Linked DNA regions of Homo sapiens: region 1 is linked to region 2. The links are chromatin contacts, found by POLR2A ChIA-PET in ENCODE. All regions are on one chromosome and are shown on one strand. The core of a region is the stretch at or near the end of the contact, and the rest is flanking DNA. Distances in the headings are between cores, read along the strand shown.

Region 1 (6,719 bases), core at 3,092-5,591, 660 kb after region 2:
CTAAGATGAATTGCAGATATTTGTAAAACTAAAATTATGTAGTAATAACTAATTTCTAACTCTGTCATTGAGTTTCTCACAGTTTGGAAGAAGAATGTGGCATGCCAGGGACAATTTTTTAGTTCAAGTTGTAATACCCAAAACTGAAAGCCTGCGTGACATAAAAGAATAACTGCTAAACTAGTCCAAACACTTGGTTTGCACTGACTAGCCATGTGACCTTGGACAATCCACCATGCCTCTACAGATGTCAGTGTCCAGCAGAACTTGTATTGCTATGTTCACCACTAGCCATATGCAGTTTTTTTGAGCCCTGGCAATATGGTTAGTGCAACTAAGGAATCTGTAATTTAAATATTGTTTTAATTATATCTCACTGTCATTAATTTATTAAATTCAAACAGCCACATGTGGCTAGTGGCTATCACATTGAACAGTAACTACTGCTGACAAGGCCCCTGAAGAAGAAAGTCAAATTCCAGACCAACCTCAACCCATCATCTTCTGCAAGATCTCGATACCATCTAGACAACTGTGACAGAAGGAAAAGATAAAAAATCTGAGGCTCTATCTCAGAAGGTCCTTAGGGCTCCTGTCAGCTATTGTCTAGCCCATTCATTATCACCACCATATCCTAGGATAGACAGCCCAGTGCCCTTTTATCCTTAAGACTGTCCAGGTTGGGATCAACATCCAAGTATAGCAGTGTAATTATCAACGTTCCCTGGAAAGATGACATGTATAGAAAAATGTCCTATGGAAATGACCCCCACCCAGCCAGCTACCCTATTATAATGACATTAGTGGATTATTAGTGAAATATCTGTGAATAATTAGTGAACATTATTGAAAAATACTATTTCTTGTAGAGTACAAATAGCTATCTTTAAATTAGTTAACTATCTCTTATGAAGGAAACCATTCGGTTTATTTTAGCTTTCAAATCAAATCACGCAACCAACTTTAAAGTTTTTTCACAAGCTTGAAAACACACAAATATTAAAAGCCACAAAGTGGCTGGGCACAGTGGCTCACACCTGTAATTCCAGCACTTTGGGAGGCCAAGGCAGGTGGATCACTTGAGGTCAGCAGTTCAAGACCAGCCTGGCCAACATGGTGAAACCCCATCTCTACTAAAAGTACAAAAATTAGCCAGGCTGATTACAGGTGGTGGTGTTCACGCCTGTAATCCCAGCTACTGGGAAGGCTGAGGCAGGAGAATCACTTGAACCCAGGAGGCAGAGGTGACAATGAGCCGAGATCACACCTCTGCACTCCAGCCTGGGCTGACAGAGCGAGACTGTCGCAAAAAAAATAAAAATTTTTTAAAAGCCAAAAAGTGTGACTTTTTAAAGAGTTGCCTAGGTTGTTTTTAAAACATATATAAAAAATCTAGGCGGGATGCAGTGGCTCATGCTTGTAATCCCACCACTTTGGGAGGCTGAGGCAGGCAGATTGCTTGAGCCCAAAAGTTGGAGACCAGCCTGAGCAACATGACAAATCCCCATCTCTACAAAAAAATATAAAAATAGGCTCGCTTGTTGGCATGTGCCTGTAGTTGTAGCTACTTGGGAGGCTGAGGTGGGAGGATCACTTGAGCCCAAGAGGCAGAGGTTGCAATGAGCCAAGACTGTGCTGCTGTACTCCAACCTGGGTGACAGACTGAGACCCTGTCTCAAAAAAAAAAAAAAAAAAATATATATATATATATATATATATATATGTAAATATATATGTGTACCTATATATGTCTAGAAAAAATTATTTTTAAAAAATTACCAGGTAATGTCAATAATAGCCATATTCCAGAGGCTTAAGAGAAACTTGGCAACAAATTTACTAACATATATTAGCAAAATCAATCATTATAGCACCAAATAATGAGATCTCAAAATAGCACATGTGAAAGGGCAGTGAGCTGCCTAATCACAACTAATTTCAGGAAGAAGTTCATGGTGCATCTAGGAAAGCATTATTATTTTTGCAATACTTCACTTTTGCAATGTTTTAAAATCTGTTTGTTTTTTTAAACTAGGCAATTGCCACCAGAAAAATCTTAAACAGATGATTAGTTCATAATGTATAACAATAGAGTAAAATGCTTCCTAGCACATAGTTCAACACCAGTGGCTAGTCTCACACAGAAAATTTTCCTAGGCAGGAAACTCAGTGTCTCCTGATTCTTCATTCCTAAACTGTATTCTGCTGATATTGCATGCCCTCTTGTAATTATCATGAGTCCTACACATACAGAACAAGACAGACAAAATCTTCATTGCTGCGGCCCACACCAACATTAGCTTGCCTTACCCTGCTTAATTGGCTCTGATCACTGGGCAGAAACAACTCATTGCTTTTTCCTTTTCACATGCTGACTCAAGTATTCCTGGCATCATTAGTCATGTTTCATAGTGTCTAGAATAAAAACAAACTGACATCCAATTCCAGCAATTATTCCATTTTACACTTTGGAGAAAAGAAGTGATCGACACCTTCCAATCTGCCTAAAATCTCAAGCAGCTAACACTTTTGCAAAACAATTTGACTATGCCACATGCCTGTATCCCCAGCTTCTTGGGAGGCTGAGGCAGGAGGATAGCTTGAGTCCAGGAGTTCAAGGGCAGCCTGGGCAACACAGCAAGACCCCCCCAAATCTCAAAAAAGAAAACAATACAATATGACTAAAAGAAGATTTAAAGTTATGCAAAACATATAATAGACAGTGTCATAATTTTTAAACCAATGAGAAGCTGAAAGATTCTTTTGAAGTTTGCTTATAGACTCCAATTAAGAAATAGAAGTCCTCCTCATGTCTTCTCAATTAAAACCATTCCATTTTCTACTGGCAGAGCATCTGTGGATGAGACAAGCACAGTGCCAGGCACTTGGAAATGTTTGGTGAGTACTGAACGTAAAACATGGAAATGTGGGTTTCTCTAGTAGTGGAGGCAGGAAATCCCCATCAGTAAGGAGTAAAAGCTAATTCCCCTTAGGGCAGTCATTCCTACTTTCTTGGTAGTGCCTGTTAAGTAGAGGCCAGGTGTGGTGGCTCATGTCTGTAATCTCAGCACTTTTGGAGGCCGACACAGGAAGATCGCTTGAGGCCATGAATTCAAGACCAGCCTGGGCAACAAAAAGAAGCCTCCCTTTTTTGTTACAAAAAAATTGTAAAAATGTGCTGGGTGTGGTGGTCTGTGCCTATAGTCCCAGCTGCTACACTTTGAGAGGCTGGGGTGAAAGGATTGTTTGAGCCCAGGAGTTGCAGGCTGCAGTGAGCTATGATCATGCCATTGCACTCCAGCCTAGATGACAGAGCAACACCCTGTCTCTTAAAATAAAATAAAATAAAAAAAGGCCAGGTGCGGTGGCTTATGCCTGTAATCCCAGCACTTTGGGAGGCCAAGGCAGGTGGATCACAAGGTCAGGAGTTTGAGACCAGCCTGGCCAACATGGTGAAACCCCGTCTCTACTAAAAATACAGAAAAATTAGCCAGGCATGGTGGCGCCTGCCTGTAATCCCAGCTACTCAGGAGGCTGAGGCAGAATTGCTTGAACCCGGGAGGCGGAGGTTGCAGTGAGCTGAGATCGCTCCACTGCACTCCAGCCTGGGCGACAGAGCGAGACTTCATCTCAAACAAAACAAAACAAAAAAAGTAGAGAAATCCACATCTAAAAGACAAAACATAATAAAACTGTTGTGTGTGCTAAATACCTTCATTTCTATCACCTAATAGTAGCTATTTTAACTAAGGCAGACATCACCAAAAAAAATTAGCCTTTCAATACTCTCCAGCCTTTACTCTACTGTTGTAGAGAGAATAATGATGCCAAATCCAACATAACTTGACATCAAGAAACGCTTCTACATCAAATGAGTTTCAAAACATCCAGAACACCTGCAGACACATTGCAGGTGTAATGCTACAATAGTAACATGGTTCAACAAGGTCTGGAGGCCTCAAACAGTGAGGATTTTTACTTCTACTTGCCTATCTGCTCAAGATCTTTTTCTCTTTTTTTCTTATGAACTGTTTCTCTCATCGTTCTGTTCCTTCCTTTTCTTTCTTCCAACAGATACCCAAAATGACAGAGTCCATTTGCCAACTCACAGCTAGAGGCAAAGAAATCATTACCCACTCGGAAAAGGGGCCCATAGTTGCATCTGGTGATTATTCTCTATTTCATACGATGCTTTCCCTGAGGCCTCAGTCTTCTACTGAAAATATTTTAATTGTAATTATAAAGTCATGACCATCCACATGTATAGCTGGTTTGCTTCAATTAGAAGTCACTGCAACCAAAAAACAAAGCACTTTCAGTTCCTCACACTCATTGTGTTTAATGTTTCCATTGGTTGAATCTCATGAATGGCTCACTGAATTGAAGAAATGCCCCCAAGTAGGAATTCTAAATTCTGCATCTTCAAAAGATGGTCTTCAAAATCACAGAAAGAAAAGCTGCTGAATTGCAGAATATATACTGCTATTGAAAAGGTTATAAATCTTTTAACTTAAAGAAGGGTAGAATTCTTCACTTAGAAAATTCAGAACAACTTATGTTAATGTTTCATTTGTCTTGAACTAGAAACTGTGAGCATAGTGTTCAACAGATTCAGCTATTCACTTATTCATTGACTTTTATATCTCTGCATATGCTCTTCAGCCTATTATCTGGGGAACTATCAAAGAAAAGTTGTGGCCCAAATGCTGGATTTGCCTGTTCCTCAGTTCATAACAAGTATTTCTCAAATGTAGACCTATAACTATAAACACTTTTAACTTTCCTTGAACCAGAGCATTTAAAAATGCATATAGTCTGTACATTAAATGTGTTCTTAGTGAAGTAAAAGGTGACATCATAGAGTGTTATCTAGTCTGTTGTGATTTTTTTTTTTTTTTTTTTGGAGACAGAGTCTCACTCTGTCACCCAGGCTGGAGTGCAATGGTGCGATCTCGGCCTCGCAGGTTCAAACGATTCTCCCGCCTCAGGCTCCTAAGTAGCTGAGATTACAGGCACCGGCCATCATGCCTGGCTAATTTTTGTATTTTTGTGGAGATGGGGTTTCACCATGTTGTTGGCCAGGCTGGTCTTGAACTCCTGACCTCAGGTGATACGCCCACCTCAGCCTCCCAAAGTGCTAGGATTACAGGCATGAGCCACCACAGCCGGCCTCATGATGTCTTGTATTATCTAGTACTATCATGATTTTCACCTATTGCTTGTTACTTTCATGCAAATTCTAATTGACTTTCAAAGTAAAATCAATAAAAATGACCAGTGTTTATATGACATTTACTATGTGCTGGACCTTAGTCTTTGCTTATATTAACTCATTTAACCCTCCTGACAACCCTATGAAGTGGGTACAGTTATTTCTTCAACGTCCTGGGCGGTGTTCGTTTTCATTTTAAAGTTCCTACTCCTAAACCATACTAACAAAGTTCAAGTAGCAAGATATCAGATTACAAACAACAAGCCAGGCATGGTGGCTCAGGCCTGTAATCCCAGCACTTTGGGAGGCTGAGGTAGGTGGATCACTTGAGGTCAGCAGTTTCACCAACATGGTGAAACCCCATCTCTACTAAAAACACAAAAAGTTAGCCAGGTGTGGTGGCAGACACCTGTAATCCCAGCTACCTGGAAGGCTGAGGCAGGAGGATCACTTGAATCTGTGAGGTGGAGGTTGCAGTGAGCCAAGATTGAGCCTCTGCACTCCAGCCTGGGCGACAGAGCAAGATTCCGTCCTCACCACCCACCCCACACACACACAAAGATTATAAACAACAAAATTAATTCCATGTCCTTATATCATACCAAGGTAACTGCTTTGACACTGCAAATAACCAGTGTGATTGGTAAAATAATTAAATGTATTATTAAATGTATTAATTCTTGGGCTATTTGCCCACAGCAAATTTCCAAGGTTAATCCTACCCTTCATTGTGCATGAGGCAAATACACTCGGATGTATCCAGACAGCAAGTTAGCTATGGTTGAGAGAAAGCAAGAACTGCAGGCAAGAACAAGCCCAAAAACAATCTGTAACCTGATTTTGAAAACTAAATATTAATTTCATCACCTTCTTTACCAAATCTTCTAACAAGTAGCAAGTCAGACTGAAGTTTCTCTCTCTTCCTTCCTCTCCATTCTTTGAGGTGCTAATGAGCAGAAAATGAGAGTCTAAGGCTCAGAATAATCTACAGACTGGAATAATGAGTCTTGGAAAAATTCAAGAGCTGAAAGTGAAGCCTTACTAATTTGCACCATGAAAGAGGCCATTTTTTATGTTAGTGCTGACTGATCCAAATCCAAAATAAAAATACCACCAAATCAATATATAACTCTAGAAAACATGTATTCAAAAGTTTGTCATGATCAAAGCGAACACTGTGATTTATTTGGTATCTATTTATCCCAAAAAAGCTACTACTATTTATCTCTTCTGTTTATCTATGTGAAAATAAATTCCAAATGACTATAACAGGGCATGGTCCATAGTAAGTGCTCAATAAATGTTTACTAAATGAAATGCATGAACGAATCATTAGGCCCCTCAGCATTCTCACTTATCTACTCTGTCTCCAGTCCTCACTCCCTGAAAACCACATTGCACAGAGCCACCAGAGGGATTCTTCTAGAACACAAATATAATCATGCCACTCAACTGTTCGAATCCCGTTCATAGACTTCCCCACACCTCACCAGCAAACTGAAGTTCA
Region 2 (6,780 bases), core at 4,016-6,515:
AAGCATTGATCTTAGGTTTTAAAATAGTGATTTTATCCCCAGGAGCAATTTGAGGTTTAGAATCTTGTAGCTTCCAGCTGCATGACTCCTAAACCATAATTTATAATCTTGTGGCTAATTTGTTAGTCCTGCAAAAGCAGTCTGGTCCCCAGGCAGGAAAGGGGTTTGTTTCTGAAAGGGCTGTTATTGTTTTTGTTTAAAAGCAAAAGTATAAACTAAGCTCCTCCCAAAGTTAGTTAATCCCAAACTCAGGAATGAAAAGGACAGCTTGGAGTTTAGACGTTAGATGGAGTCGGTTAGGTAAGATCTCTTTCACTGTAATAATTTTCTCAGTTATGATTTTTGCAAAGGCAGTTTCACTGTCCACTTCACCTCACATCAGGCCTCTGACTAGAGGATTCCAACAATACTTAGGCCAGGACACCACCATGTCTCCTTATCCACCCTGAGGGAGTCCAATTTCTGAAACAAAGGAAACTATATATGATAGTATGAAACTATATATGAGAAGGAAATTATATATGATAATCAATTTTAGGGTTATCTTATTGATTAGAAGATATTAAAGTGTGACACTGCCTGGCAATGATATCTGCTGGTAGTAAGAATTTGGCGAATTTAGTGAAATTCCTGAGGCTGAACCTCCACTTCTGTAAAATGGAGACAGTGAGATAATTTGCCTTACAATGCTGAAGTAAGAATTTTACACAATAATTCAGACCAACCACTTCATGTGGTACTTGGCCCGTGGAAGACTATCAATGACAGTTAGTTTATAGTTTATACTATTAATGAATCCTTTGTTTCATTGTTATTTCCTTCTACACGTTGGCCTCTCTAAAAGAAGGTAATATTCAATACAAATAAAGTTAAAACAGCTTGCAGAGTTGTCCCAGGGAACTCACTTAACCACTGAAGTGTTCAAATTGCTTAAGGTTGACTTTATATTCTCCTGACTAACCTTTCTCCTTCTGGTATTTCTTCTGAGAACAGCACCACCATCCAAAGCATCATGCAAACAGTGGTCATCCCAGACCAGTAATTCTCAACTCACAGGGTGCTCCTGCAGAGATGTATTTGAATAGAGTGGTAGGATGCTGAAGAAGGCCACGTAAAATTTGGCCAGTGATCTGGGGCAGATTTATCCTGAAGCTAATGAAACACAAGTGTAAGGGCCTGTACTTCCAAGGTGCAGAGAGGGGCCCTACAAATGTGTTAGTTTGTCTCTCTCTCTCTCTCTGATTTTAAAATTTGCAGTATTAAGGTACTTTAATCACGGATGGTTCAGGCTGCTATTTTCACTCAATCCTCCTTTTTATTAAAATCACCATTGTCTGATTATGTTAGAATCCTGATGAAAATATTTGGAATTTGAGTAAGAGAAAGTTTAGTTGAAGATGTATCTAGTATGGGGATAATAAGTTACGTGATTTGCATATGTGATCATGTGTACTTCATTCGTTGCCAGCCAATCTGACGTAAGAATGGCTTCAAGGAGGCCGGGCGCGGTGGCTCACGCCTGTAATCCTAGCACTTTGGGAGGCCGAGACGGGCGGATCACGAGGTCAGGAGATCGAGACCATCTTGGCTAACACGGTGAAACCCCGTTTCTACTAAAAATACAAAAAATTAGCCGGGCGTGTTGGCGGGCGCCTGTAGTCCCAGCTACTTGGGAGGCTGAGGCAGGAGAATGGCATGAACCTGGGAGGCGGAGCTTGCAGTGAGCCGAGATTGCGCCACTGCACTCCAACCTGGGAGACACAGCGAGACTCCGTCTCAAAAAAAAAAAAAAAAGAATGGCTTCAAGGAATGTTCCTACTGCTCACTGGAATAACTCACCTAAATTCCTGGCAAGATGCAGGTCTAGATAAAATGTTATGACATCTAAGTATTCAAAACACATTCCCAGCACTGAGAGTGAGTGTCTAGTGGAGAGTAGAAACGTATAGAGCCAGAAGCTAGTCTGGAAAGAATTCTTACAAAGTTTACAACTTACATGTGAAAGGAGCTTAACAGAGGATTTTCCAAATTTGAAAACAATCCTAAAAACTTACTTGACATTACCAATAATGTGTTTTGAAACTGAAATACTTCTAAGTTATGAAGAAAACATATTATCATCAGCCACCCTGGAGGAAAGATTGAATTCTATTTCCATTACCTATAGACAACATTACAAAATAATTTCGATCTGAAGATGGAATCAGAGTATTCAGTCAAAACTACAGGAAAATATACTTGGTAGTGTCATATTCAGAAGTTAATAAAATATGCTATTTTCTGAATTTTGTGATGGCTGTTGTTTTGTCAGCTTTTATAAAATTGGAATTTGATTTTATTTTCCCATTATAAATTTATATTTACAGTCTGCAGTACTTTTGCATTTTTAATTTTACATTATAGTTTTTAATAGTTAACAAGTTGTAAAAGGTTTGATCCCCAGAAAACCTTGATCTACCCCATCAGTTAAGTATACTAATATATTTAGAAAATGGATGAAATCAGCATTTGAATATTTTTAAATATTTATTAAAAGAGGACATGGGTAAAAGAGCTTTGCAGTTGCCACCCTTCATTCTCAAATTCCCTGGATAAGGATGACCGCATAATCTTTGGATGGTCATACGCAAGTCTTGTGTACTTGTTACATAAATCTATTTAGTGGACTTTTGGCAGTGTGTACTGAGGCCAGTTTCTTCCACCTGAGCTCTGACTCCACCTCCAGCAGCCCAAAACCAATACTGAATTTTGGGGTCAGCTATTGTTTTTGTGGACTTAGGTAACTACACACACATTGTCTTTATGATAGCTTTAATAATACTGCCATCAGAACTAAAATTGTCACGTGGATTAAAAGGAGTGACGGTGGTGTCCCCAGGAGCCTTTCAATATGTAAGTATTTACACATATACATGCTAAAAAGACCCCTAGGAATTTTTTAACAAGGGCAAAACAGTAACTCAGCTTGTTTTCTCGCAGTAAAACCGGTTGAAAAGGCCTGATAGACTTGTCTGCAGTTACAAAACTTGTGTGTAGTTATCACCTTTATATCTCCTGGAAACTAACATAGACAACCGAATGGGTTACAACTGTTTTTAAGTGAAATTGTGAGTGGCTCTGAAAAGAGCCTTTTCAATGAGGAAGAAACGGGCAGACTTATGCCCTTTCCCCACGGATGCGACGTGCCAGCTGGATATCTTTGGGCATGATGGTGACGCGTTTAGCGTGAATAGCGCACAGATTGGTGTCTTCGAAGAGTCCCACCAGGTAGGCCTCACAAGCCTCCTGCAGCGCCATCACCGCAGAGCTCTGGAAACGCAGGTCGGTTTTGAAGTCCTGGGCGATTTCTCGCACCAGGCGCTGGAACGGCAGCTTCCGGATCAGCAGCTCGGTGGACTTCTGGTAGCGACGGATTTCGCGCAAGGCCACGGTGCCCGGGCGGTAGCGATGAGGTTTCTTCACGCCACCGGTGGCCGGAGCGCTCTTACGGGCTGCTTTAGTAGCAAGCTGCTTGCGCGGAGCTTTGCCGCCGGTAGACTTGCGAGCTGTTTGCTTCGTACGAGCCATTTGCAATGAGAGCACACACAAAAGTGTAGTGAACTGAGAGCAAGTGGCCTTTAAATATAGTGAGAAACATTCTGATTGGTCCTGTAATATTTCAAAAGTCCCGCGCGATAAAATCATTGGCTGAAGAGTGACCAGACTGATTGGTTCATTACTAGACAATCTTATTGGATGAGTTGCCCCACCGCCCATCCTGTCCTTTTCGTTTCAGTTATCTGCAGCGACAAATTGTCTAAAATTCTAGTTCATCCAGTCCCAAAGAACAGAGTGTATAACAAGGTATCTAAGGATTTTTAAAATGTAAATTCCGATTCAGTAAGTTTGAGTGGGACTTGAAATTCTGCATTCCTGACAGTCTCGCAAGTTATCAATGCTGGTGAACACTCACTAAACCACCAGAAACGTTCAGACTCATGTCGGGAAATAACGCTTATATTCAGAGAATGAGATTCCATGCTATTTTGTTACTGGCGAACAGCAAGTTTCCTTGCCCTTTGTTTTCTAAGTCCAAGTCACATTCCCACCCTGCCTGTTCTCAAAATGTCTTATTTTGGTTGGCCTTAAGTTTCACTTTGTATACTCTAAAATGTACTTTCTAAAGGAAGGTGTTATTTTCTCGAAACTTAACTTTTTAACACCATTAGGCTAGGGGGGCGGTGGCTCACGCCTGTAATCCCAGCATTTTGGGAGGGCGAGATGGGACGATCACTAGAGGCCAGGAGTTCAAGACAACCCTGGCTAAAATGGTGAAACCCCGTCTCGCATAAAAATACAAAAACTAGCTGGGCGCGGTAGCAGACGCCTGTAATCCCAAGTACACAGGAGGCTGAGGCATGAGAACCGCGTGAAGCGGCGGGGTGGAGGTTGCAGTAAGCCGATATCGCGCCGCTGCACTCCAGCCTGGGTGACAGAACTAGACTGTCTCAAAACAAACCAATCCAAACGAAAAGCAAAAAATACCCTAACAGAAGCAAGTTATCATCCTTTCTTGTGTAACTATGGACGGCTCTGAAAAATGCCGTTTCAAGTGTAAGCTACGTTTTCTGATTTGAGTGTTTACTTGACCTTGGCCTTATCGTGGCTCTGTTATTTTGGCAACAGGACGGCCTGAATATTGGACAGGACGCCTCCCTGAGCAATAGTGACGTTGCCCAGCTGCTTGTTGACCTCCTCGTCGTTTCGGATGGCCAGCTGCAGGTGGCGGGGGATGATGCTGCGGGTCTTGTCACGTATGGCGCTGCCCACCAGTTCTAAGATCTCGGCGGCCAGGTATTGTAAGTACACTGGCGCACCGGCTCCGACCGGCTCAAAATAATTGCCCTTTCGAAAAAGATGACGGACTCTGCCCTATTGGGAACTGCAAGCCCGGTAGCGACGAACAAGTTTTTGCTTTAGCTCCATTTTCCACGTCCGCAAATAGCGACCTATGAAAGCAGCGGAAAACTGTGAAAGACAAGCAAGCTGGAATGGCGCCTGAACAAATCCTTTTATACAAACTGCAAGGCTGCAATAGGAAGCTATCCTATTGGTCAATTATGTTTGGTGCTTTATCCAATAGAAAAAGATAACATAAATTCCATATTTGCATAAACCCCACCCCTCAGTGAAACCGTGTTTCTTTTGTCCAATCAGAAGTGAGGAATCTTAAACCGTCATTTGAATCTCAGGACTATAAATACATGGGCTCTGAACTGTTCTCTGTACTACTCTGTAGTGGAGAGTGTTAGTAGCTTTTCTATTCTGTTTAGGAATAGCAATGCCTGAACCCTCTAAGTCTGCTCCAGCCCCTAAAAAGGGTTCTAAGAAGGCTATCACTAAGGCGCAGAAGAAGGATGGTAAGAAGCGTAAGCGCAGCCGCAAGGAGAGCTATTCTATCTATGTGTACAAGGTTCTGAAGCAGGTCCACCCCGACACCGGCATCTCATCCAAGGCCATGGGGATCATGAATTCCTTCGTCAACGACATCTTCGAGCGCATCGCGGGCGAGGCTTCTCGCCTGGCTCACTACAATAAGCGCTCGACCATCACCTCCAGGGAGATTCAGACGGCTGTGCGCCTGCTGCTGCCTGGGGAGCTGGCTAAGCATGCTGTGTCCGAGGGCACTAAGGCAGTTACCAAGTACACTAGCTCTAAATAAGTGCTTATGTAAGCACTTCCAAACCCAAAGGCTCTTTTCAGAGCCACCTACTTTGTCACAAGGAGAGCTATAACCACAATTTCTTAAGGTGGTGCTGCTGCTATTCTGTTTCAGTTCTAGAGGATCAACTGGAATGTTAGCGAAGACAAGTTTTAGAGCCAAGGTTAACTTGGACGGGGCCGTGCGCGGTGCCTCTTGCCTTTAATCCCGGCAATTTGGGAGGCCGAGGCGGGCGGATCACGAGGTCAGGAGATGGAGACCATCCTGCTTAACACGATGAAACCCCGTCTCTACTAAAAATACAAAATAATTAGCTGGGCGTGATGGTGGGCGCCTGTAGTCCCAGCTACTCGGGAGGCTGAGGCAGGAGAATGGCGTGAACGCGGGAGGCGGAGCTTGCAGTGAGCCGAGATCGCGCCATGGCACTCCAGCCTGGGTGACAGAGCGAGACTCCGTCTCAAAAAAAAAAAAAAAAAAAAATTAAAAAAATATGAAGTTTTGAAGCAGAAATTATTTTGTCGTATGTTCTTTCATAAATTTTTTGCCTGCCTGCCTTCTTCCTTTGTTACAGAACTCCAACACTTACCCAAAGGTAGCTGTTGGGTCAGGGTTTCTGTACTATAGTCCCTTCTGTGGTGGCCAGAAATATGTTACAGGAAAGAGGTCCCCATCCAGACCCCAAGAGAGGGTTCTTGGATCCCGCGCAAGAAAGAGTTCAGGGTGAGTCCGCAGTGCAAAGTAAATGCAAGTTTACTAAGAAAGTAAAGTGGTGAAACGACAACTACTCCATAGACGGAGCAGGACATTCCCGAAAGTAAGAGGAGGAAGGCATCCACCCTAGGTACAATACTTGTATATATGGGGAGATGTGCTCTGCTACAAGTTTGTGATAAAGGATTAATTTTCTTAGTTACTATATTTTGCAAGAATCAACATTATTATCTTTAAACAAAATTAAGAATGCCTTTGTTCTCCAGATATAGGGATATCTGGACACTCCTAAGTCTGAGTCTGTTTAGTAAACATTATTTATTTGTTCCCTTAACCGTAAACATCTAGAAGCTAGGAATGACTGACTT

What was found. ChIA-PET counts read pairs that join two places held with the same protein, here RNA polymerase II (POLR2A).
Region 1: POLR2A ChIA-PET joins it to region 2 with 10 read pairs in OCI-LY7. The contact joins the enhancer-like site here to the promoter of H2BC3 in region 2. POLR2A ChIA-PET finds 5 or more read pairs at or near these places in 3 of 52 experiments (HEK293, OCI-LY7 and activated CD4-positive, alpha-beta T cell).

The regions. Positions count from the first base shown.
Region 1 is chr6:25,385,298-25,392,016 of GRCh38, reverse strand. The region is part of intron 2 of CARMIL1 (capping protein regulator and myosin 1 linker 1); the gene reads right to left. All of the region lies in intron 1 of LOC124901281 (a long non-coding RNA gene), which reads left to right. Among named protein-coding and RNA genes, the nearest start is that of CARMIL1, 110 kb to the right of the region's middle. Within about 2 kb of position 4,341, at least 2 of the 41 ENCODE cell types and tissues checked have a DNase peak (open chromatin) inside an H3K27ac peak, as active enhancers do; they include OCI-LY7, where a contact is called at or near this core.
Region 2 is chr6:26,042,198-26,048,977 of GRCh38, reverse strand. H2BC3 (H2B clustered histone 3) reads left to right here and starts at 5,265. Exons shown (of 1, transcript NM_021062.3): 1 at 5,265-5,751. The coding sequence starts at 5,321. The coding sequence ends at 5,701. It overlaps H3C3 (H3 clustered histone 3), which reads right to left and starts at 3,594. Exons shown (of 1, transcript NM_003531.3): 1 at 3,109-3,594. The coding sequence starts at 3,567. The coding sequence ends at 3,157. It also overlaps the pseudogene H2AC5P. RefSeq lists enhancers at 3,232-3,551, 4,782-5,021.